Regions from separate parts of the Homo sapiens genome. Here region 2 is linked to region 1. Evidence: read pairs that join two places in POLR2A ChIA-PET (ENCODE). Cell type or tissue: B cell. All regions are shown on one strand. Links, peaks and the distances in the headings refer to the core of each region. The heading gives the core; the rest is flanking DNA. Region 1 has its middle 13 kb from the start of IL2RA. Region 2 holds the start of MIR3155A (microRNA 3155a).

Region 1 (12,211 bases), core at 1,732-9,731:
GGTTGTGCCACCCAGAAAACACTGGGAGAGAACAGTTGGTTTGTATGAATCATGAACTGAGTCCTCCGTCCCTAACAATTGAAAACTGACTTTGTTAACATTTTGTGGCTTGTGGTGACCAGTGCTGTTGGGTCCCACAGATGTTGTCAGAGGGTCCTCTTTCCATTTGAGTGGAGGACGTGTTTCCTGGGGGGATAGCAGCAAAGCTCCCTGGCCACTTCTGTCATGATTTTAGTTCAGGGATGGATAATAGAGTTTATCTCTCAAGCCAGCACTGATGAGTTACCAATGGCGGCCCAGGACAAGGATTCCAAACCCCCTTTGGAGCTCAGTGGTCTGTGGTCTTTGCAGGGAGGTGAAGGCATGCTTGTGTCACATTTTGTCTAGACGTCTGTACAGCTTTTCAGCTGGCTTCCCTCACTCAAATGTGTCTCTCCACTCCACCATTCTTACCCATTGCTTCCAGTTTAATCTTTTTTTTTTTTGACTGAGTCTTGCTCTGTCGCCCACTGGAATGCAGTGGTGCAATCTTGGCTCACTGCAACCTCTGCCTCCCAGGTTCATGTGATTCTCCTGCTTCAGCCTCCCAAGTAGCTGAGATTACAGGCACCCACCACCATGCCCGGCTAATTTTTTTTTTCAGTAGAGATGGGGCTTCACCACGTTGGCCAGGCTGATCTCAAACTCCTGACCTCAGGTGATCTGCCCACTTCGCCTCCCAAAGTGCTGGGATCACAGGCGTGAGCCACCGTGCCCAGCCCCAATTTAATCTTCTGGAAGAATACTTTTCCCTTATCTACAACGTAACATTTTAGGAGTGTCCATAATGTCTTTGAAATTAAGCCCACATTTCTTAGCCCGGTATTCAAAATCCTTCATAACCTGCCCTGGCCTATCTCTTCAGTATTAATTCTTCGCTATCCTTCATGCTGTCTTTGCCACAAAAATGTTCCCAAGCAGACCAGAGAACAAAATAAAAATCATCAACTGCTCACTGTTCCTGCAACACCGCCTCCTCTTTTCTTGGTTTCCTCTGTTAAATCCATAAGCCCAAAGCTCACTCACTCCTTAACACCCAGCTCCAGTGCTACCCTGCTGAAGGAAGTCTCACCGCATCCCTCCCTCTGGAAGTGCTCCCCCTCCTCTGGGCTGTTCCCTTATCTGCATCTTAGGAATATTGAAAGGAATCACTAGCACTGACTAGGCCCTTACTACATGGCAAGCACTGTGCTGAGAATGTTGCATGTCTCTGCCGCTGACTTCTCACAGCAATCTGGCGGGGCCGGCATGCCATCACTATTTCCATGTTACAAGTGCAGGCATTGCATCTCATTGTGGTTGTGAAACACCCACACTCACATAATTCGTCAGGAGTGGTGTCATGTCTAGGTCCCAGGTCTGTCTAACCCTTACACATGCCACAAGCCCATCACTCTCAGGGCATTTACCAATTGAAAACTGCCTTGTAGCTCTCTGGAGACACGGCTGATCATTCCAATGAGGCTCTATGCATCTTTAGAGAGAGGATATGCCTCTAGGTCGCCTTCTTATTCCTAGTGCTGAGTTCAGTACTTAGCATGGAATTAATGCTCAGTCGTTAAGCATTGAATGAATGACTGTATGCAGAACCTTTTTAGAGCTCTGGATTTGGGAAACACAGTTAATAAGGCATCAGCCTTCACTGTATTTCATCAGGCTTTTACTTTGTGGAATTGGGTTTGAGAAAAAAAAAATCACTCAGTTGTGGCCCAAGTCTAGAGTCCACAATTATGCAATATGTTATGAAGGGTTTGATGGAAACCTTCAAGTGTCCGTAGGGAGAATGGTCAGTACATTCAACCATGAATTCAAGGACTAGTATGTGATCGGCCTGCTGATGTAAATTCCTCCTCCTCCTCCCTCCTCCTTCCTCTTCCTCCACTTCCTCCTTCTTTCTTTTTTTTGTTTTTTAATTTAAAAACAAATAAAACGTGCACATGAGCAGTCTAATCCTTTTCTTTGCTGCACAGCTTGGCACTGGGATTGGTGACTCCAATGGGCAGCTGGGCCACTGTTTCCAGGATGGCTTTGCAGTTCTTGGGGGCAACATTGAGGGCAGTCTCAGCACACTGAGATGTGTTGCACCTCAGCAGGACCTCCGGCTTCTTGACGGGGTGGACCAGGAGCTTCTGGAAGCCGCTGGGCAGCATGTACTCTGCTGCTCCCATAACCTGTGCCAGGCATCAAAATTAGGCCCTTGATTCTTCTACCAACCCTGTTGTCAAGAGGAGTTGTTGATGCCTCTGCATTTCTGCCAGTTATGCTAATTTTGGGATATTGGCCTGACTGGTACTGGATGAACTTCTTGTCCTCTTTATGAGGATCTTGGTCATCATGAGGGGTCCTAGTGCAGCCACAGTGCTGAGTAGGAGAGGAAGACAAGGGGAGGCTGTGTGAAGGGCTGAGGGGACGTGGGCTCTGTCAACTTCTTCTTTTGGGAGCATCGAGTGCTCTCTGAAATGCACTCGCCTCTCCCTAAGAGCGGAAGTGGGCTGGGTGTGGGGGCTCACACCTGTAATCCCAGCACTTTGGGAAGCTAAGGCAGGAGGATTGCTTGGGACCAGGAATTTGAGACCAGCCTAGGCAACATAGTGAGACCAGATTCTCTAGAAAAAAATTAAAAATTAGCTGGGTGTGTTGGTGCGTGCCAGTAGTCCCGGCTACTCAGCAGGCTGAGGTGGCAGGATCCTTGAGCCTGGAAGGTTGAGGCTGCAGTGAGCTACCGATTGTGCCACTGCACTCCAGCCTAGGCACAGAGCGAGACCGTGTCTCTACAATTAAAACAAACAAAAAAGAGCAGACCAGCTTCTGGGAACTGAAGGGGGTACCTTTGTCTTCTGAGTGCATGAGCAAGAGAGCGTGAGGAAGAAAATACAGTATCTTGTTTATTTTAGTTTCTAAACAACTTCACCCTCATCCATAAAGACCCACAGTTTCCCCCAGAAACTTCTGTCAGAGCTTGAGAAAATAAAAACAAAGACCAAAAACAAAGCAGGGACTTCCTGGGTAATGAAGCCAGAGGATTATTTCATAACAAGCATACTTTTTTCATGTGACATCTGGAGGGTTAAGTTAGAACAGAGAAGCCAGCCACCTGCCAAGAAGGTCTGAAGAACCCAGAAGCGACATTAGCAAGGGGTTCGTTTCACGGAATCCAAAGGTCTGTTTCGTCAATCATGGCCAGATGGGGTATTAACAGTATCTCGAATTGACGAAATTCATTTTTTTTCTGAGAAGTTCGAAACTTTTTGTTTGAGTAACCTCATTCTTCCCCTCCCCAACATGCGATGAAAGATTCTGTTCCTTGTCTGTTAGATGAAGAGACTGAACTCTGTTGAGATTAGGCTAATTTCATCCCTGGTGGGTGTGGGATGAATTTCTAGTTCTCTCACTTGTCTTTTTCTTTCTCTTTCTCTTTCTTTTTAAAAATTTTACTTTAAAACTGACAAATAATAACTGTACATATTCATGCGTACATAGTGATGTTTCGATACATATGACGTGCAGTGATCAGATCAGCATAATTCGCACATCCATCATCTCAAACATCCATCATTTCTTTGTGTTGGGAATATTCAATATCCTCCTTCTAGCTATTTTGGGTTTTGTTTTTGTTTTTGTTTTTGTTTTGAGATGGAGTCTCGTTCTGTCACCCAGGCTGGAGTGCAACAGTGCAATCTCAGCTCACTGCAACTTCTGCCTCCCGGGTTCAAGCAATTCTCCCGTCTCAGCCTCCCAAGTAGCTGGGATTACAGGTGCCCGCCACCACACCCGGCTAATTTTTTGTATTTTTAGTAGACTCAGGGTTTTACCATGTTGGCCAGGCTGGTCTCAAACCCCTGACCTCAGGTGATCTACCCTCGTCGGCCTCCCAAAGTGCTGGGATTACAAGTGTGAGCCACCGCCCCACCTCCTTCTAGCTATTTGAAACTATGTAATACATTATTAACTGTAGTCATCTTATAGTAGTACAGAACACTAGAACTTATTCTTCCTGTCTAGCTGTAATTTTGTATCCTTTAATAAATCTGTCCCTATCACTCCCTTCCCATCTCCCTTCCCACCCTCAAGTATCCTCCTTCTACTTTCTACTTCTGTGAGACTGACACTTTTTAGCTTCCACATGTGACTGAGAACATGCAGTGTTTAACTTTCTGTTCCTGGCTTATTTCATTTTTTATAATTCCTCCAGTTCCATCCATATTGCTGAGAATTACAGGATTTCATTCTTTTTTATGGCTGAACAGTATTCCATTGTGTATATATACCAAATTTTCTTTATCCATTTATCTGTTGTTGGATACCTAATAACTGTCTTTTTCTGAAAAAGCCAGCTCTCTCCTTTATGACCCATATTTCCCCATGTTAGTAACTTATTTGCCTTTTTTTTTTTTTTTTTTTTGAGACAGCAGGATCTTGCTCTGTTGCCCAGGCTGGAGTGCAGTGGCATGATCTCAATGCAGCCTCTAACTCCCGGGCTCAGGTGATCCTCCCAGTCAGCCTCCCGAGTAGCTGGGATTACAGGCTCGTGCCACCTTGCCTGGCTAATTTTTGTATTTTTTGTAGAGACAGGGTTTCATCATGCTGCCCAGGCCACTCTCAAACTCCTGGGATCAAGGGATTGAACCATCTCAGCCTCCCAAAGTGTTGGGATTACAGGCGTGAGCAACTGTGCCTAGCTTGTCTGCCTTTTTAAGACAAATAATGGAATTCTTCATTTTCTGCCGAGCTCATTTTTGGTGCTCTGTTGCCACTACTATTTATTGAGTACCTACTATGTGCCAGGTACATAAGTACTTGTATCATATTGAGAATAAGACAGACCAAATCCATGCTATTATAATGCTGCTCAAGTTCTGAGGAGGTGAACAGACAAGAAGCAAATAATCAGATGAAAATATGGTGTAATGCTCTGGATGGTGAGTCTCACAGAGAAGAACAATGCAGGTAAGTCAATCATGCCAGGGATGGGGTGGAGAGGATGCTCATTCAGGTGACGAAGTTGAGGAAAGCCATTGGATGGAGCCGGGATACAGTGATGGAACAAACCATGTCTCTGTTTGGGGGAAGAGCGTCGCTGAGGAGGAAAGACTCGATGTCCCAGGAACAGCAAGCAGGCTGGCGTGACTGCATGAGCCAGGGGCCCAGGTCAGAGATGCAGGTGGAAAAAGTAGGTAGGGGCTGCGTCAGTGAAGGACTTGTAGGCCAGGTGAGGAGTTTGGGATTGTATTCTGAGTTGATGGGAAACTATGGGAAGGTTGGGAGCAGAGGAGAAGTGATGGGGTCATTGCATTTGTCAGCCGAAGAGGCGGTGGTGAGGTCTGAGGCCATAGCAGTGGAGACGGTAAGCAGTGACCACTTAGGGAATCTACTTTAAAAGTGGAACCCACAGAACTTGATTGATTGGATGCAGCAGGGTTGAGTGGGAGGAAAAGAGAAGAATCAACGTGACTCAGATTTCTGGCTTGCGTACTCAGTGAAAGATGTTGCCAGTTACTAAGATAAGTTACTAAGATAGGGAGCTGGTTAGGATTATGAGGAGCTGAGAGCTCTGCTCCGGCCGTGGCAATCGGCACCTGCATGGAGATGCTGTAGAGGTGCTGGACCAACAGCTCATCTGAGAGGCTGTGCTCCAAAGTGGAGCAGAGGGTATGGGGCAGCAGCGGGAGGCAGTTGTGGGGACTGCAACTGCGAGGTTTCTTTTCAAATAGACTTTGTTTTTAGAGCAGTTTTAGACGCACAGCAAACTCGAGTGGAAGGGAGAGAGAGTTCCCCTGTGCCTCCTGCCCTCACACCCGCACAGCGCCCCAACTATCAACACCCCTACCAGCGTGGCGCATTTGTTAGAACTGATGAAACTACTTCATTTCAACCGAGCGGTGTACGATCTATTCTTCTGGGAGAAAGGGGGGTGAAATTGCAACAGTTAGCCCTTCCTGAAAATAAATATGTGTGGGGGGTATGTTGGTATATTTCCGAGCACTGTAGCATATTCACCAGTCACCTGCCTGGTGCACTTGGGAGTCATCCACCCCACAGTCCCCTCCACCCCACAGTCCCCTCCACCCCACAGTCTCCTCCACCCCGCAGTCCCCTCCACCCCCCAGTCTCCTCCACCCCACAGTCTCCTCCACCCCGCAGTCCCCTCCACCCCCCAGTCCCCTCCACCCCACAGTCCCCTTTGGGCGTTTTTGCACAAAGTATTCAGCGCACAGCTTAGTTGCATACACTCAGGTGTGAATAGGTGACTACCTGGGATGTTGAAATCCTGGACAGCTGGAATCTGTACACATGGTCTTAAAATGACAATAGCCGTCTAACTGTTTTTGTAGCACCAGGAGCAATGTAAAGACACACCACCTGTGCACCAGGACAGCACAGAGGTGAGCTCACTATTAGTTTCTAAGTATTTCCAACACTTATATCTTTGGAGTTTTCTTTTTAAATGTTTAAATCAAACGTCTTGGCTAACGCTTAATCAGGGTCATGTTATTCATGCACACCTCAACATGATTGTGTTTTGGAATATATACCACAATTCTTCCCTTGTAAATATACCCTGAATATTTAATAAATAGTTGCTCGATGAATTAATTGATTAATTATAATCAAAGTCTGGACACTAGAAGAATAAAGAAGAAAAAAAAGAAATCTGGCTGGGTTCAGTGGCTCACGCCTGTAATCCCAGCACTTTGGGAGGCTGTGGCAGGCAGATCACCTGAGGTCAGGAGTTCGAGACCAGCCTGGCCAACATAATGAAGCCCTGTCTCTATGAAAAATCCAAAATATTAGTTGGGTGTGGTGGTATGCATCTGTAATTCCAGCTACTAGGGAGGCTGAGGCAGGAGAATCACTTGAACCCGGGAGGTGGAGTTTGCAGTGAGCCGAAATTGTGCCAGTGCACTCCAGCCTGGGCAACAGTGCAAGACTCTATCTCAAACAATAACAACAACAACAAAGAGATCTGTGCTTGGAGCTTCCAAGGGACAGCAAGAGATAACATGGTGGAAGGTTGTGGGGGATAGAGGTGGTGCTTGTTAGGATAGGGAGCAGGTCTGAGAGGGGAAATTGGAAGACACCAAGGGCAAGCTTTTCACACTACCCAAACGTTCCAAACCACCACATAAAATGTTTTTTCTCTGCTTTGCTGTTACTTTTCCTCTTCTTTTTATCTCTACTTTTTCTCTTTCTCTCCTGCTGTTTTCCATTTTGAACATTTCTTCTTTTTTAACTTCTATCCCACTCATTATACCAAGATCAAACAATAACTTATACTAATAATTTAGACCTTCTTTTCTTTGGACTTTTAAAATTTTTGTTTTTGAGTGAAATACATGTTTATTGTACAAAAATTTATATGATCCAAAAGGGGAAAACGATAAAAAGTACATTCCCCTCTACTCCCTGTCCCAAGCTACCCACTTACCCTCCCCCGAGACGAACCAGTTTTTTGGTGTGCATTTGTCCAGAGAGTTTTCTAAGTGTGTAGGAGCATGTTGCATACATAGTCATCAGTGCTGTCTAGACACTCAGAAGGCAGACAAGGAGATGGATTTGGGATTGCAGGATACTGATTGGGATCAACCTCTGTGAAAAGACGGGGAAGGAAGAAACAGGACTGGGCAGCGGGAGAAGCCAAACTGCCACACAACCTTTGCCAGCCATGGGAGCTGCAGAGCACCTGGCGGGTCAGTCATCCTGGGGTGCGCCGGCATGGCCGACCCTGTCTGCTCCCACCACTATCTGTCATTTTGGATCCTGTGAAGAAGGGTATCCAAGTGGGTGAGGTAGTTCTCTACAGCTGAGGCCAACCAGAATACAACTCTGGCTAAAGTCTATCTGCTGTTAGCTCCCAGCAGCTGGCTATGTCCTTCGTTGGGGGCCTGGTTGGGCACCTCTGTGTTCCCTTTCATCCATCTCAGCACTGCTCGGATAGACTTCTCCATGGACACCAAGAAACAGGCCCTCCAGCTTGCTGCTGACCTCTCTTCTGGGGAAAGTGAGGAGAGGGAGGTTAAAAGGAAGACCTGCAACTCCTGCTGCCGCCGCTGTCCCTGAGCCACAGCAGATGCTCATCCTCACCTGCACCCTGTGTCCCGGAGAGCCGCAGGCCCAGCCACCATCTTTGCTGGTCTTGGGGGCTTACCTGGTGGGGTGGTCAGCCCTCATCCCTGGGGGGTCTGTGTCCCTGGTCATCATGTCCTTCTTAGGCCAGAAAGGATACACTAGTCCAGTTGGCATCACAAATGGCACAAGGAGTGACTTGAGGAGCTGAGGTGCACCTGATCTGCTGATCAGGGTCATACAAAAAGCCGGAGGTGCCTAGGTTGCAGGTGCAACTCATAATCCACTGAGACTTTTGTGTCCCTTGGCAAAAGTGTGATTCCTTGGGGATCAGGACCTCCAGCCCTGCAGAGCCCAGAGTTGCAGGACTAGGAAACACAAGGTCCACTGCTGGGTCTTCGGGAGCAATGATAAGGCCACTTATGCCGTTTGGTTTCCAGACCCATGTGTTCTTCCTACTGGGGGGGGTCAGACCGTATAAAGCTTTTTTTTTTTTTCTTTTGAGATGGAGTCTCAGTCTGTCACCCAGGTTAGAGTACAATGGCACGATCTTGGCTCACTGCATGCCTGGCTAATTTTTTGTATTTTTAGAGGAGACAGGGTTTCACCACATTGGCCAGGCTGGTCTCCAACTCCTGACCTCAAGTGATCTGCCCGCCTCAGCCTCCCAAAGTGGTGGGATTATAGGCCTGAGCCACCAGGGCCGGCAGCGTAAAGGCTTTTGATTCAAAGTGTATACTGCATTCTGGAGAATGGTGCACCACCATCACACACTGTCACCTCTGAGTTGACATTTTAGTGCCCCTTTAGCCAACTATTTCAATGCTTGGGCCGGCAGCTTCTGCGTGGTGCAGGCTGTGGTGTGATCAGCCTAGGGAAGTGGGAGTCCATGCTGCAGGGCTCCAGGACAGCCTCTGTGTCTCTTATCCTGCCACTTCTTTCATGGCTCTACCATGCCAGCACTTGGGTGACCAATGAATGACAGGGCTGGCTGGTGTCACCAGGGCTGGCTTTGTCGTTCTGTCTGCTTGATTGGTTAGTGCATCTTCTGTGATGGATGCTTCCTGGGAGCAAAGTCATGAGATACAAAGACCTTCATGCTTCACACTCACTCTGTTTTTGTTTTTTTTGTTTTGGTTTTTGTTTTTTTTCAGTAGTGCAATGGCATGATCTCGGCTCACCTGCAGCCTCTGCCTCCCAGGTTTAAGCAATTCTCCTGCCTCAGCCTCGAAGTAGCAGGGATTACAGGGGCCCACCACCACACCCAGCTAATTTTTGCATTTTTAGTTGAGATGGGGTTTCACCATGTTGCCCAGGCTGGTCTTGAACTCCTGACCTCAGATGATCCACCCACCTTGACCTCCCAAAGTGCCGGGATTACAGACGTGAGCTACCACACCCAGTCTTTCCCAAATCTCTGACCAGAGAGCCAAGTCTTCTATACCACTCACAAGTAGGTGTCTATTGGAATCTTAAACCACGTCTCCTTCCCACACAGAGTGGATGGCTGGGTGTACCCCTCAATGCTCTGCCCATTGAAGGGATTTTCTCTCACTGTCATTTTTCAAGGCCACTCCTCAGTGAAGCTGGGATGCATCTGCTGTCTATTTTTGGCTTGCATTTTTATAATGAACTTGCTTATGTAAAACAAGCTCAGGCCTTTCCCTCCCCTGTGAGCTGGGGAGTCATCCCCGTAGAAAATCATGATCCTTTGTCCAGTATTCAGTTCTAAGGCGATGATCGGTCCCAGCATCCATTGACCACCCTCCCCACCAGGAGGAAGGAATCTGCAACACCATTGCAAGGATCCAGTGTAATAATTCCCCATCGGCAGGGCACAGTGGCTCATGTCTGTCTGTAATCCCAGCACTTTGGGAGGCTGTGAGTGAATTACTTGAGGTCAGGTGTTCGAGACCAGCCTGGCCAACATGGTGAAAATCCATCTCTACTAAAAATACAAAAATTAGCCAGGTGTGGTAGTGGGCACCTGTAATCCCAGCTACTTGGGAGGCTGAGGCAGGAGAATCACTTGAACCCAGAAGGCAGAGGTTGCAGTGAGCCGAGATCGTACCACTGCACTCCAGCCTGGGTGATAGAATGAGACTCCATCCCAATAATAATAATAATAATAATAACTCCCCAGTCATTCACCAAATGGGCCTGTGATCCTTTACTTGGGCAAACATCCTACGGAAAGGAAAATAACCAACCATGTGAAGAATTAGTGTTGACATTGTTATCTTGAGATCTGAGGTTAGACTGTGGGTGTAGAGAGCAGAAAATAATGAATTCCTTGCCAAGGTCCAGTTTACGTGAACCCACCTCATGGTCCATTTTCCCAGTCTCTGAATATGCAATTGGGATTGACATTCTAGAGAACTGGCACACTCCCCAAGGCGGTTCCTTGGTCTGTAGAGTGAAGGCATCATAGTGAGAAAAGCCAAAAGAGAGATGCTGAAGCTTCCTCTTCTAAAATCAAGATAGAAAATTAAAGACAATGTCACAAGCCGGGTGTGGTGGCTCACGCCTGTAATCCTAGCACTTTGGGAGACCGAGGTGGGTGGATCACCTTAGGTCAGGAGTTTGAGACCAGCCTGGTCAACGTGGTGAAACCCCGTGTCCACTAAAAATACAAAATTAGCTGGGTGTGGTAGCGGGTGCCTGTAATCCCAGCTACTCTGGAGGCTGAGGCAGGAGAATTGCTTGCACCTGGGAGACGGAGGTTGCAGTGAACCGAGATTGTGCCACTGCGCTCCAGCCTGGGCAACACAGTGAGACTCCATCTCAACACAAACAAACAAAAAAACAAAGACAATATCACAGCCCAGGGGCTGGCAAGGATGGCAAAGATGAGTGCCATGCTTAAGGATCTGAAGCAGGACTTGCTTAAAATTTTAGACCTCGTGGGTCATGCAGACTCCATTGCAACCGTTTGCCTTTGCCATAGCAGCACTCAAGCAACTAGAGACAATCTGTGAATGAATGAACATTTTTCAGTTTGAATAAAACTTTACTTATGGACACCAACATTTGAGTTTCATACAGTTTTCACATATCACAAAATATTATTATTCTTTTGATTTTTTACCAACTATGTGAAAATGTGAAAGCCGTTTGTAGAGCAAAGGTGGTATAAAAACAGGAAGTGGGCCAGATTTGGCCCGTGGGTCATAGATGGTGGACTACTAATCTGAAGGATGCAGGGGTGGTGGTCCCCATCATATTTCCATTAAATTCACCAGTCTGACCTTGGAAGACACCAGAGAGATCCTGAAAACAACAGCAGACTACCACAAAATCAGTGAAATAGAAGCCATAGTCATAGCCACCAGAGCAGATTAACACAGCCTCAGGTAGCTTGTGTGCAGCATTACGATTTGGCCAAGTTTATTTATTTATTTATTTATTTATTTATGAGACAGAGTTTTGCTCTCGTTGCCTGGGCTGGAGTGCAATGGTGTGATCTCGGCTCACCACAACCTGTCTCCCAGGTTCAAGTGATTCTCCTGCCTCAACCTCTCAAGTAGCTGGGATTAAGGCATGCACCACCATGCCCCACTAATTTTTTATTTTTAGTAGAGATGGGGTTTCACCACATTGGTCAGGCTGGTCTTGAACTCCTGACGTCAGGTGATCCACCCGCCTTGGCCTCCCAAAGTTCTGGGATTACAGGCATGAGCCACCATGCCCGGCTATTTATTTTTTAACCATAAAAGAGAATCAGAAATAGCTGCAAGGGGGAACAATATACATTCACAGTTTTATCCTAGGCCTACGTTAATTCTCCTGCCCTCTGTAATAATGGGGAAGAGAACTGGATGGTCCAGCTCTTCTGCTGAACATCACGGGGATATTTTGCCAACCAGGCCAGATGAGCACGAAGTAGCTAACGTGTTGGAAGTCCCCATAAGGCACATGAGCTGCAGAGAGTGGGAGGGACTCTTAATAATATGCTGGAGGCTGCCACATCCGTAAAAATGTTGGAATCCACTGCTCAGGGGTGTGCTGGGACACACGTACCGAGTGACACACCCAGTTGTCTCTGACACCCTTTTTTTTTTTTTGAGACAGAGTCTTGCTCTGTTGCCCAGGCTGGAATGCAGAGGTG
Region 2 (12,211 bases), core at 2,348-10,347, 73 kb after region 1:
CGCCCTGTTCTATCGCCGCATGGATCTGCAGAGGCAGCCGTTCCTGCCGGGTGGATTTGCCTTCCGCGAAGGACAACACAGAACCACTCTGAGTTATTTGACACTGACATCGATCCTAGTTGGCTGACTCTGGTTGGTGGTGAGAGGACAAATGTTCCCAGGGACTATTAAACAACCACAAAAATCTGAGAGGGCGGTTATCTGAACATGGAACAGAAACAAGACAGTAACGAGTTCCAATGTTCTTTTTTTTTTCTACACAGGATTCAAACGAACTCAGAGTAGCGAGATCAGAATACATGAATCTGACCTGTTTTTACTCACAACACCTCTGATACCAAGTGCGTGGGTTTTTTTCACACCGAAAACCAGTTCTCCCAACTCTCCAGACACCAACTGGGTGGCCTACGATTCCGTTCAAACGTGACACTAACTCCACAGGCTCCGAGGCTCAGTCCCTCAGGACTGCCCTGAGTTCAGACGCCAGCCTCCTGACTCCAGCCCAGGGTACCCACACTTCTGTCCAACTTGGCTACAAAGTTGGGGGTTTCCTACATTCCCCCCACCCTCCCTCCCAGTTTCACATTCAGTAATTTGCTAGAACAGCTCACAGAACTCAGGAAGGCACTTTACTGGTACTGGTTTATTATTAATATAAAGCATTGGACTCAGAACAGCCAGATGGAAAAGATGCTTAGGACGAGGTGAGGGGGGTGGAAGGCCAAGGGGCTTCCTCATCCTCTCCAGGCTGCCACCCCTCCCAACACACCTCCATGTGTTCACCAACCCAGAAATTCTCCACATTTTTTTTTTTGAGTCAGCGTCTTGCTCTGTCACCCAGGCTGGAGCGCAGTGGCACGGTCTCGGCTCACTGCAACCTCTGCTTCCTGGGTTCAAGCAATTCTCCTGCCTCAGCCTCCCGAGCAGCTGGGATGACAAGTGTCTGCCACATGTCTGGCTAATTTTTGTACCTTTAGTAGAGACGGGGTTTCACCATGTTGACCAGGCTGGTCTCAAACTCCTGACCTCCAGTGATCCACCCACCTCGGCCTCCCAGTGCTGGGATTACAGGTGTGAGCCACCCTGCCTGGCTCACATTCTGTCATTTGGGGCTCTTTTTTTTTTTTTTTTTGGATTCATTATGTAGGCATGATTGATTAATCACTGGCTGTTGGTGATTAACTTAATCTCCAGCCCCTCTCCCCTCCCCAAAGGTCAGAGGTCTGAGCTGAAAGTTCTGACTAATTCCAGCTCCCAGCCCCCATCCTGGAGCTGCCCAGTCCTCTCACTGACATTCAAAAAACACTCATCCCTCTGGAGATCCCAAGGGTTTTGGAAGCTCTGGACCAGAAAACAGGATCAAAGACCAAATATGCAGCCACGGCCCCATCCACCTCTGAGGGCATGTGCTCTGGCCTTACTATGACGGCGGCGGTGGCGAGTCTGATACAGGCGGGATGATGCACGCTTTATCTGGAACCCTTGGCCTTGGATAAAATTTGTCTTCTGTAGCAGTTACGTCCATGGAGCTAAGTCCAGGTCCACCTGCCATTGCAATTATGGCAGGGAAAAGGACAGAGGGAGCTGACGATTACACCTAACTTTGGATTTGGGGCACCCTTCTGTTCCCCCACTTCCTGCTTCGCTGACACTCACACCCCCAAAGGCGGTGGCGCAGAAGCTGAAATCAGGGCTCAGGACTCCATCTACAGCCAGGCCCACGAGCAGGGTCTGTTCTGAAGGCTCCACCAGCAGCTGTGTCCCAAGCCAACTGGCAAGACACCGTCCCACCCGACAGTGGCTTCCTCCCCGTGGCGTCATCTCCCTTCCAAAGAGGGAGGAATTTGGACTATTACCCACGAACGATAGCAGGCTAAGAAACAAATTATGATTACGAAAGATTAAAGAAAAAAAAAACCACCCACACCTACTGGCTGTACCTTTCCTGCATGATTTTTGCCACCGCATGGGAAGCGGGCCAATTGCTATTTGCCTGGGTGTTTTAAATATCAGGAGATCAGGAGATTTGCTCCTGACATAATTTTTTTTCGAAGTGCAACAGAAAATAGCACTTTTCACAACAATTAACTGTTAACTGGCTCCAAAGAAGGTCTGCTTGTTAGACATTAGGGAGGAATAGAAGGCATCTTCTCAGATGTTGGCCTTTGCGGAGGCAAGGTCAGTGGTGCCGGGAGGTGACTCCCTGCATTTCCGTATGTCCGTTTCTTAAGTCGCACTATTACTTCCCTTGAGTAAGGGACGTAATATTGAGTAATATTTATTGAGCTGTGTGTGAGAGACTGTTTCAGGCTCCGGGAAAACAGCGAACAAAATAAAAACAAATTGGCTGCTTTCATAGACCCCACACACTAATAAGCACATAGGGAGTCGGTCAGGCGGTGACCCGTGCGGTGGAGAGAAGGCAGCCGGCGGGACGTGGAAGGGTCGAGGTTAAACCGAGGTAGTGGGGAGGCCCCCAGTGAAAGACGCGAGTTTCCGGGGTGCTCCCTCTAGCCAGCAGTTAATTGCAATTCTGCCGGGCGCGGTGGCTCACGCCTGTAATCCCAGCACTTTGCGAGGCCGAGGTGGGCAGATCACTTTAAACCAGGAGTTCCCGACCAGCCTGGGCAACATGACAATACCCGTTTCTACAAAAACATTTAGAAAAATTATCTGGGCGTGGTGGCGCACGCCTGTAATCCCAGCTACTTGGGAGGCTGAAGCAGGAGTATGGGTTGAGCCTGGGGAGGTGGAGGCTGCAGTGAGCTATGATCGCACCGCTGCACTCCAGCCTGGGCGACAGAGTGAGATCCTGTCTCAAAACACACACACACACACACACACACCCCCCAAAACAACAAACAAAAAAAAAAAAGAGAAAGAAAAAATTACACAATTTCAGTTTGTTCAATTTGAGTCAGCTGGTGATTCGAGCGTGTCCCCTGTGCCCGTAGGACATAAAAGTAAAAATAAGATGGAATTCCCTCAGGTCTCGTCCTTCGGGAAGGATGGCTCGGAACAGCCCGAAAGAGAAAAGGGAGTTGGTTTCTTCCCGGACCAGTTTTCCCCTGTCCCGTGGAGTCCACAAGACAGGCGGCAGCTTCAAGGCCGGCAAGTTCCGCGTCTGGGGGGCTGCGGGCCGCCCCTGCGGGACCGGGGGGATCTGGGCGGGACAGGGCGGCCCGGCCCACGCCCCGGCTTCCCCCAGCAGCCCGAGGGCGCCCGGAGCTCACGGCTGGCGCCGCCCCGCGCTTCCTGCCTCGCCGCGGATCCTCCTCCGCGCCGTGACGCGCCAGGCTTTGACCAAATATGTCCCTTTCCCCTCCCTCGCCCGCCCCGCCGCCCGCAGGCGCCCCGAGTCGCGGGGCTGCCGCTTGGACGTCGTCCTGTCTGGGTGTCGCGGGCCGGCCCCGCGGGGAGCGCCCCCGGCGCGATGCCCTTCAGGAAAGGTAGGAGTCCCGGTGACGCGGCCCACGCCCCCAGCGCGCGCGGGGACCTGAGCGGCCGCCTGTGGGTACCCGAGCCTTGGGTCCTCGCCAGGCGCGGAAGCACTGTGCACCCGGGCTGCGGCGGTGCCGCCCGGGGCCAAGCGAGACGCGCTCCGCCTTGTCCCCTCCGCCCTGCGCTGCGCCCCGGACCCGCGTGTCCCTCCAGATCCGCACTGTCTCCTCCGGTCCTGCGTGTCCCCTCCGGCCCCACGCGTCCCCCTCCGGCCTCGCGTCTCCTTTCCGGCCTCGCGTCTCCTTTCCGGCCCCGCGTCTCCTCTGCAGCCCCGCATTGTGCCTCCAGACCCGCGCTACCTCCTCCAGACCCGCGCGTCCCCTCTGGCGACTCCGGCCGCCACCACGTGCCCGAGCCGGGGGCGGCACTTGCAGCGAATTCCCGCTTCCCGCTGCGCTCCAGCCCCGGGCCGCAGATATACCAGGGCTCCGGACCCGGAGAGACCCGGAGGGCGGCGGGGCCCGGGGTCCTGAGGGCGGGATTGGTGGGCTCGGGGGCACGGAGAGGGGCAGCGCGGCGCGGGAGGTGGGCAGCTCTGGCCTGAGTCCCACCTTTGCCCCTCCCGCCCTCTGACCCCCGGGCAGTCATTTCAGCCCCCAGCCCCAGTTGCCTCCTGGGCAAAACCGACAGATGGCTAGGGACGGCCGCGTGAGGATGGGAGCCGTCCCCAGAAAAGCAAACTCAGGCCCGCTGATGAGCGCGGCCCGGCCCCTCCTGCAGGGGCTGCCCTCCGCCTTTTCCGCCCTGCGTGCCAGAAAGGCCCGGCTACCTGGTGTTCCTACCCGCACCGGGGGGTCCCAGCGCACCGGACCCCGGTTTACAGGCCGGGTGGTTGGAGGCCCAGCACTGCCCAGAGCCCTGGGCCCCTCTCAGCTCAAAGACCCGGGAGAGAAGTGGGAGCTGCAGAAGTGTGGGGAGGGGGGCCTCGATTTGACTTTCAAATCAGAGTTGTGTGACTCCTGCGCCGTCTGTTTGGGTTGGGAGGGGTTGAGTTCTGGTGATGATTGTCACTCAACACCCGAGACTCCCCCACTGCGACCTGGGCACACTAAGGACGTTGAGGACTGGGGGTGTGTGTGGGGGGAGCCTGGCCTCCCCTGGCACTGGGCCTGTGCTGTGCCGTCTCTCCCTTCCCGCACCCACCCATCTGCCTCTCTTCTCTCATAACTCAGAGGCACGGCCAGCGTGATGCTACGGTTGCCTGGAGGCTGTACCGGACTTGTTTTTCAAACAGAGGGTGCCTAGGTATCAGCGTGGGCTCCTGGCGGTGAAGGGGGTGGCTGCTGACTCTCCTGTCCCGTTGGGGTAGAGAGATGGGGGAGGGTGGCCAGAAGGAAGGTGACAGCCAGCAAGCAGGGGCTCTGCCACTCCTCTGTCAGCTGGACACGTTTAGTCCCAAGGCCACTGTCTTCGGTGTCTCCATTAATCCAGGTATGATTCGGCCACCTTGACTCTGTGGGTTCTCTGGAGGCTCTCAGAGTGTCCCTCCCCCCCTACTCATTAACTGCAGGGGACAATCATTTATCTCTGACTTCATCGCTTCTGCCCACTTTTGTCGATGTAGGCTCTGGTTGGGAAACTCCTAAAAGGGACAGACTTCTGTTTACTTGTGCGCTCAGTAGAGAGCCTTATGCGGCAAAGTATTAAATAGCCAAGCTGCTAATGTATTGTTTGCATATGAAGATTTTGCTTTATGACAGCGTATTTTAGTGCATTATTAGATCACACAGGACAAAACATTTGCAAACTGCCAACCAAGGTAAGCTTTGGTTTTTTGGTTATTATCATTGTTTAATCTGAAGAGACCTTGCTGCATGAAGAGGAAAATGTTATCCTTGCATTTGGCAGATGCTACTTCCTGGAGGTCCCAGAGTGTAAGAAACTGTTGCTTGGCATAAGTGCTGTCTGCGTTTCCCGGTCACCCTGGTGTGAGCCAGGGCACAGGCTCTTGGAGGCTTTATCGAGGCAGAGCTTCCCCAGTTGCAGGTGGGACCTCTCACTTAGAAGTAAGCACAGCAAGTGGGAACTGCAGGGAGCCAGGCCGCGGCTGGGTTTGGTGCTGAGCCGTGGTCTGAAGCTGCCTGGAGGGGACAAGGTCCTCCTGTGAGGGACAGCACGGCACGTCAACCCTGCACTGACGGAGGTGCAGGAGACGCCAGTGCAGCTACTCTTCTGTATTTTTTGACCTTTGAGCGATCTGAATGTGTTAACTATTCAGAAAAGTAATTTAAAAATTGGGAAATGAAAAGACTTTGCCGCCCTGCTCCCAAAACCAAGAGAAGCCATCCGGAGAAGGCGTCCATCCTCTGCGGGCTGGAAGCTGAGCAGGGACAACTGTGGATTCCCTCCCCAGGCTGTGCTTCTGCCTCTTGACAAGCTTCAGACTTTGGGATCAGCTCCGTCAGGGGCCCAGCGGGTACCAGGCAAGTCGAGGAGTTTAATGATGGGGAGATTTGGGTAGGAGATAGGAAAACCGTAAGGGATAGTGCAGAGCCCTGGGCATTAGCACCTTGAGGTTTAAAATGTCAAGTGGCAGAGCCAAAACTAGGGACAGCCTGACAGGGACTGTGGCCTCTGTTGGAGGGGGCGGGCAGTGTGTAGCCTGCAGAGAGGGAGCTGGGAGAATCCTCAACCTAGACCTCACTCCTTCCTCCCTCTGATCTCATGGCTTTGGCAGCCAGAGGGCCGGGGAGCCTGACGGGGTGGTCCATACAGGGGACCTGACGGGGTGGTCCATACAGGGGATCCTGATGGGGTGGTCCATACAGGGGAGCCTGACGGGGTGGTCCATACAGGGGAGTCTGCTGGGACACAGAGCTGGGTGGATTTCCCTTTTGGAGGAGAGAGGGTCTTCAGGGTACAACAGAGAAGCAACCAAAGATCTTAGGTGCTGGTCCTGTCCCTCACTTATGGGAGGAACTAGTGGACAGCTACTGAATGTAGTTATGGGAAAGATGAGTGGTTGTGTACCACGGCATTCATTCATTCTCTAGATTGGGCACTTGCTATGCACCAGCACACGCTAGGTACCAGCTGAACAGCAAGACATGGTGTCTCCTCCCTGGAGCCCACCTCCTGTGCTCTCCAGCAAGTGCCAGGGAGGGGAGTCAGAAGTCCAAATGTAGAGCAGTTCTCAGTAGGAAGCCCCACCTGAGGAGGCTGAACTCCGCATGGAGAGGGTGTGGCACTGGTTGACCTCCTGGACTGTCACACAGGCTGTGGTTAGGTTGGTGCCATGGTGCTGGCTAGAATGGAGCCAGAGGGACTTAGACCTCATATTGCACCTGTCCAACATGGACCGCAGTGGTATGGCACGTGGCAGGCAGGAACCATATCAAGTGGGTGGTGGCTGCATCTGGGCCATGTCCCCTATGCTCAGCGTGAGGCTGGAGCAGCAGCTGACAGTGGCAGTCCTGGCCCAGGTGGGGGAAGGATGGTGCAAGCATTGCCTTCAGGGCTCACAGCTCTTCCTGTGGGTCTCCAGGGTGACGGTGGTTAGAGTGGGAGGAAGGTCTGAGTCTTTGGCCAATCTGTCTAGAAGAAGGAGAAGTTAGTATCTTGACGTGAAACATAAAAGAAATTCATGAGACGAAAAGGAGGCAGGAAGCACTTCAGCTGGACACGGAGAGGAAAGTCATGCATATCATGACTAACTTTGGGAACCACAATGGAGGGACGCTGGGGCAGTTCTTCCTCTGCAAGAACTTCTCTCCTTAGAAATCGAATAGATGGGCCAGTGTGGTGGCTCATGCCTGTAATCCCAGCACTTTGGGAGGCCGAGGTGGGAGGATCACTTAAGGCCAGGAATTTGAGACCAGGCTAGACAACATAGCGAGACCCTCTCTCTACCAAAAAAATTAAAAATCAGCTGGGGGTGGTGGCGTGAACTTGTAGTCCCAGCTACTCTGGAGTCTGAGATGGGAGGATTGCTTGAGCCCAGGAGTTCAAGGCTGCAGTGAGCTACGATCACACCACTGCACTCCAGCCTGAGTGACAGAGCAAGACCCTGTCTCTCTAAAGAGAAATAAATAAGACAGATGGTGTAGACGGTGACTCATCTCAGGTGATGGAGGCGTGGCTCTAAGAGACTGTGGTCTTGAATAAATCGTTGAGGTCCTTTTCAAGTCTAGAATCCTATAACAATGTCTTCAGACAGCAGTGTTCCAAGGATTTTTGTACGTTCCACCTTCAGAGGGACAAGGGAATAGCAGGTGAAAGTTCTAATAATAAATAACAATAAGGCCGGGTGCGGTGGCTCATGCCTATAATCCCAGCACTTGGGAGGCCAAGGCGGGTGGATCACCTGAGGTCAGGAGTTCGAGACCAGGCTGGCCAACATGGTGAAACCCTGTCTCTACTAAAAATCCAAAAATTAGCCAGGGGTGGGGGTGGGCGCCTGTAATTCCAGCTACCTGGGGAGCTGAGGCAGGAGAATCACTTGAACCCAGGAGGCAGAGGTTGCAGTGAGCCGAGATCGTGCCACTGCACTCCAGCCTGGGCGACAGAGTGAGACTCCCTCTCAAAAAAAAAAAAAAAAGATACAAAATGCACTGTGTGGGATGTGAGGGCAATCTGGCTGTGACATCTGTCACCCCAGTAATCGTCAGGGTTGATTTGGCTGATCTGGCTGGCTAGGTGGGTGTCCCCTTCCTCCCTCACCACTCCATGTGCGTCCCTCCCAAAGCTGTGTGCTCGGTCCAAGAGGATGACCATCCCCAATAGAGGAGGACTCATCTTCAGTCAAGGGTACACGAGTAGCTGCACTCCCCTGCTAGAACCTCCAAACAAGCTCTCAAAATGCACTGTGTGACCTTACTATAATATCCTCCAGTTCCATCCCAAGGATTTCACTCTTTTTTATGGCTGAGTAGTATTCCATGTTGTATATGTACATTTTCTGTATCCATTCATCTGTTGTTGGACACCTAGGTTGATTCCATGTCTTGGCCGTTGTGAATAGCGCTGCAATAAACTTGGGGTTTGGATGTCTCTTCACGCCTTTTAAGTTCATGCCTTTTCTGTCACCTTTTCCATTGATTCTATGCACATAGCACCTCTTGCAGGCATATCTTGTCCCATAACCAGACCGGAACACTCATTTGTTCTCAGAATGCTTTCTGCATGGTAACTTGGAGAGCTATTTGAGTTACGGTCTATACCTCATGCTTATATTGGACCTGGTGGTAGCAAGTGTTTCATAAATTCTTCTACTTGGTTAATCTGTCATTTTCTTTTGGAATGAGTAGTTGCAGAGCCACATTAAGATCCTTATAGGCCAGGCACGGTGGCTCATGCCTGTAACCCAGCACGTTGGACGGCTGAGTAAGGTCAGAGGATTACTTCAGACCAGGCGTTCGAGACCAGCCTGACCAACATGGTGAAACCCTGTCTCTACTAAAAATACAAAAATTAACTGGGCGTGGTGGTGGGCGCCTGTAATCCCAGCTACTCAGGAGACTGAGGCACGAGAATCACTTGAACCTAGGAGGCGGAGGTTGTGGTGAGCTGAAATCGTGGCCACTGCACTCCAGCCGGGGCGACAGAGCGAGACTGTCTCAAAAATAACAATAATAATAAATCCTTATAAACCCTAAATGCTGAAAGATGATGGCATTTCCCCATGCGTAATTTAAAATAAAGACAATACCCAGGCTGTGCGTGGTGGCTCACGCCTGTAATCCCAGCTCTTCGGGAGGCCGAGGCGAGTGGATCACTTGACGTCAGGAGTTTGAGACCAGCCTGACCAACATGGTGAAACCCCGTCTCTACTAAAAGTATGAACAATTAGCCAGGTATGGTGGCGGGCACCTGTAATTTCAGCTATTCCGGAGGCTGAGGCAGGAGAACCGCTTGAACCTGGGGGGGCGGAGATTGCAGTGAGCCAAGATCCTGCCACTGCACCCTGGCCTGGGCGACAGAGCCAAACTCAGTCTCAGAACAACAACAACAAAAAGCAAAAATTGCCTATCATTCATGACGGCAGGGGAAGAGTTCCAAGATTTCCAGCTGGGCGGTTGAGACGGTGGACCAGGACAGCAGGGAGACGGACACAGGGAGGGAGCCCCAGTCTGTGGAACACCATCCCACTTACCGTAGCTCCCCACTGGCAGTGTGTATGAGTCTTGGTGGTATCTTGTGTGCGGGTCTGAGCTAGGGGGCGTGGCCCCAGGAGCATCCAAGGTTCTGGTTGGGGCAGCCACAAGGTGTCTGAAGAGCAGCGGGGTTTGGTCGTCCTGGCACTTCCGCAAGCAGCCTTTCCAGCTGTAGCTCCGGAAGGTGCTCTGACATGACAGTTCAAAAACACACTTCCCCCTGGCCTGGGCTTCAACACTCACTTGTCAGAAAGTGAGGTCCTGTATGCCCCAGTCCTCGGCCAGAGAAGCAAGAAGCAGATTTCCCAGAGGCTGTGGCCCCTTGCATTGGTGAGGACACTGGGGTGCTACCTCTGTTTGAGGGGTGACTGACAACTGTGCTTTCTTAGGGTGGAGTTGGTCTGCTGTCGTGACTGTCTGCTTGAGATACTGACCCCTGGCGATCAGATTCTGGAAGTCCTCTCCTGAGGCTGCTGAAGTCGTCCCAGAGGCTTGTCCAGCCACAGCAGTGGAGAAAGATCCAATCAGGCAGGCAGGGGCAAACGGGAAGTCGGGAGGGTACCCTCCCCGCTCCCTGAGAAGTGTGGACTTTCAAAAGGAAGTGAGAAAGAGGAAGGTCTTGCCTAGGCATGGGGTAGACCTGTTTGATGCAGGCGGACTTCAGGGAAAGCTGGTCCTCAGTGCCACAGTGCTGTGGCTGTCGGGCGGCAGGCACTGGCTCACAGCCGTGGTGGGGACGCCTTGTTTCTCGGAAGGACAGAACCGCCCTCCTGCAGCTCCTGTTCCTGGCTTCACATTAGAATTAACTGGGGAGCTAAAAAAAAAAAAAACCTGATGCCCCAGAAATTCTGATTTGATAGTTTCTGCCTTGATGCCTAGACAAAAAATGTCCTGAAACAATACTTCACCTCAGACAATACTGTACATGCTGATGTTTTCTAGTCTGTTCCATTTCATTAAGAAAGATTCTGGTCTTATTCCAGTAAATTGATTTCAAGGCCACTAATGGGTGGTGACCCACACTTTTGAGATGCCTGTTCCGGGCATCACCTCCCACTGCAGAGCCTGGGGAGCCGGACAGCTCCCTTCCCAGGCTCTGCAGTGGGAACTGATGCCTGGAACAGTTCCTGCAGCCGGTCTCCAGTGTGATTCAGGTCCTGCGGCAAGTTCTAGGTGGTCCAAGTGAGGCAGAAGCCTTGCTGGAGGCTTTACCCGTCCACACTGCTGTGGAGCCTCTGAGCCTCCATGGAGGCTCCCCAAGCCAGGCAGCAGGGGAGGAAGCGTCTGGTAGGAGGGTGGAAGGCATCACGATAACTAGCCACCTGCAAGGGCTAAATCTCTCTGGGACGTTTGCACGAGGAACATTCCGAACCCATGAATAGAGGAGGGCTGCGGATCTGGTAGCTGAGGAAATTCAGTAGAAAAGCGAGAAATGTATGCCAGGTGCAGTGGCACACACCTGCAGCCCCAGCTACTTGGGAGGCTGAGGTGGGAGGATTGCTTGAGCCCAGGAGAGTGAGACCAGCCTGGGCAACATAGTGAGATCCTGTCCCTACAAATAAAAAATTAAAAAATTAGCTAGGTGTGGAGGCATGTGCCTGTAGTGCCAGCTACTTGGGAGGCTGAGGTGGGAGGATTGCCTGAGCCTGGGAAGTTGAGGCTGCAGTGAGCCTTGATCGTACCGCTGCACTCCAGCCCGGGCAACAGAAAGAGACCTTGTCTTTAAAAAAAGGAAGAAGAGGCTGGGCACGGTGGCTCACGCCTGTAATCCCAGCACTTTGGGAGGCTGAGGTGGGCAGATCACCTGAGCTCAGAAGTTCGAGACCAGCTTGATCAACATGGTGAAACCCCATCTCTACTAAAAATACAAAAAAATTAGCTGTGCATGGTGGTGGGTGTCTGTAATCCCAGCTACTCGGGAGGCTAAGGCAGGAGAATTGCTTGAACTGGAAGGCATTGAGCCAAGATCATGCCACTGCACTCCAGCCTGGGAGACACAGCGAGACTCTGTCTCAGAAAAAAGAAAGAAAGAAAGAAAGAAAGAAATAAGAACAGAGAAAAGCAAGAAATGTAATTGAAAGGCCGATGGGCTGCCCTGTCCTGCGGGTGCCTACCCTCATTTATGATGCAACTGAAGTCACTTCCATAAGCTCTTCGGTCCTTTCAGCAGTGCCCAGTAGGCCAGGGGCGGATGTAAGTGCAGAGGCTGCGGCAGTGAACAAAACAGACAAACCTCGGCCATGGAGCTTACATGTGAATGGGGTAAGCCTGTGTGGCTTGGTCCTTGGTAGATGCTTTGAGTGGCTGGTAGGAGGTCATGGTGACCTCCCTGGGTTGGTGAGCAGGTGAACGCTGCATGTGTCAATGGATGTGAATGCCAAGAAGAAAATAACTCAGGAAAGAGGAGGGGGAGGGGCTGGGCGAGGTGGCTCACACCTCTAATCCCAGCATTTTGGGAGGCCGAGGCAGGCGGATCAGTTGGGGTCAGGAGTTCGAGACCAGCCTGTACAACATGGTGAAACCCCTGTCTCTACTGAAAATACAAAAATTAGCTGGGTGTGGAGGCAGGTGCCTGTAATCCCAGCTACTCAGGAGGCTGAGGCAGGAGAATTGCTTGA

What was found. ChIA-PET counts read pairs that join two places held together with the same protein. Peaks named below come from ENCODE experiments on the same cell type or tissue, not always from the same donor. Only the 100,000 strongest peaks of a DNase experiment are listed, where the experiment ranks them.
Region 2: POLR2A ChIA-PET joins it to region 1 with 11 read pairs; 8 of 35 experiments call an interaction of 5 or more read pairs at or near these places.

What each region holds. Positions count from the first base shown.
Region 1 is chr10:6,069,526-6,081,736 of GRCh38, forward strand. It overlaps the pseudogene RPL32P23. Among named protein-coding and RNA genes, the nearest start is that of IL2RA, 13 kb to the left of the region's middle. RefSeq lists an enhancer at 2,868-2,917. In B cell, for the core only: no CTCF peak of the experiment used is centred there; DNase peaks (open chromatin) are centred at 2,476 and 3,206; H3K4me3 peaks cover 1,459 bases; H3K27ac peaks cover 2,014 bases.
Region 2 is chr10:6,141,565-6,153,775 of GRCh38, forward strand. MIR3155A (microRNA 3155a) reads left to right here and starts at 10,632; the gene lies at 10,632-10,713. It overlaps MIR3155B (microRNA 3155b), which reads right to left and starts at 10,698; the gene lies at 10,643-10,698. It overlaps LOC101928080 (a long non-coding RNA gene), which reads right to left and starts at 67. Exons shown (of 3, transcript XR_930619.3): 1 at 1-67. It overlaps LOC124902369 (a long non-coding RNA gene), which reads left to right. Exons shown (of 3, transcript XR_007062043.1): 3 at 1-1,917. It also overlaps a transcript of PFKFB3 not described here and the pseudogene RN7SKP78. RefSeq lists enhancers at 2,859-2,978, 3,679-3,828, 7,143-7,192, 10,002-10,051, a silencer at 3,069-3,618 and cis regulatory regions at 3,083-3,583, 3,139-3,639. In B cell, for the core only: CTCF peaks have their summits at 10,034 (motif pointing left) and 10,238; DNase peaks (open chromatin) are centred at 3,287, 6,887, 9,777, 9,887 and 1 weaker place; H3K4me3 peaks cover 3,018 bases; H3K27ac peaks cover 2,884 bases.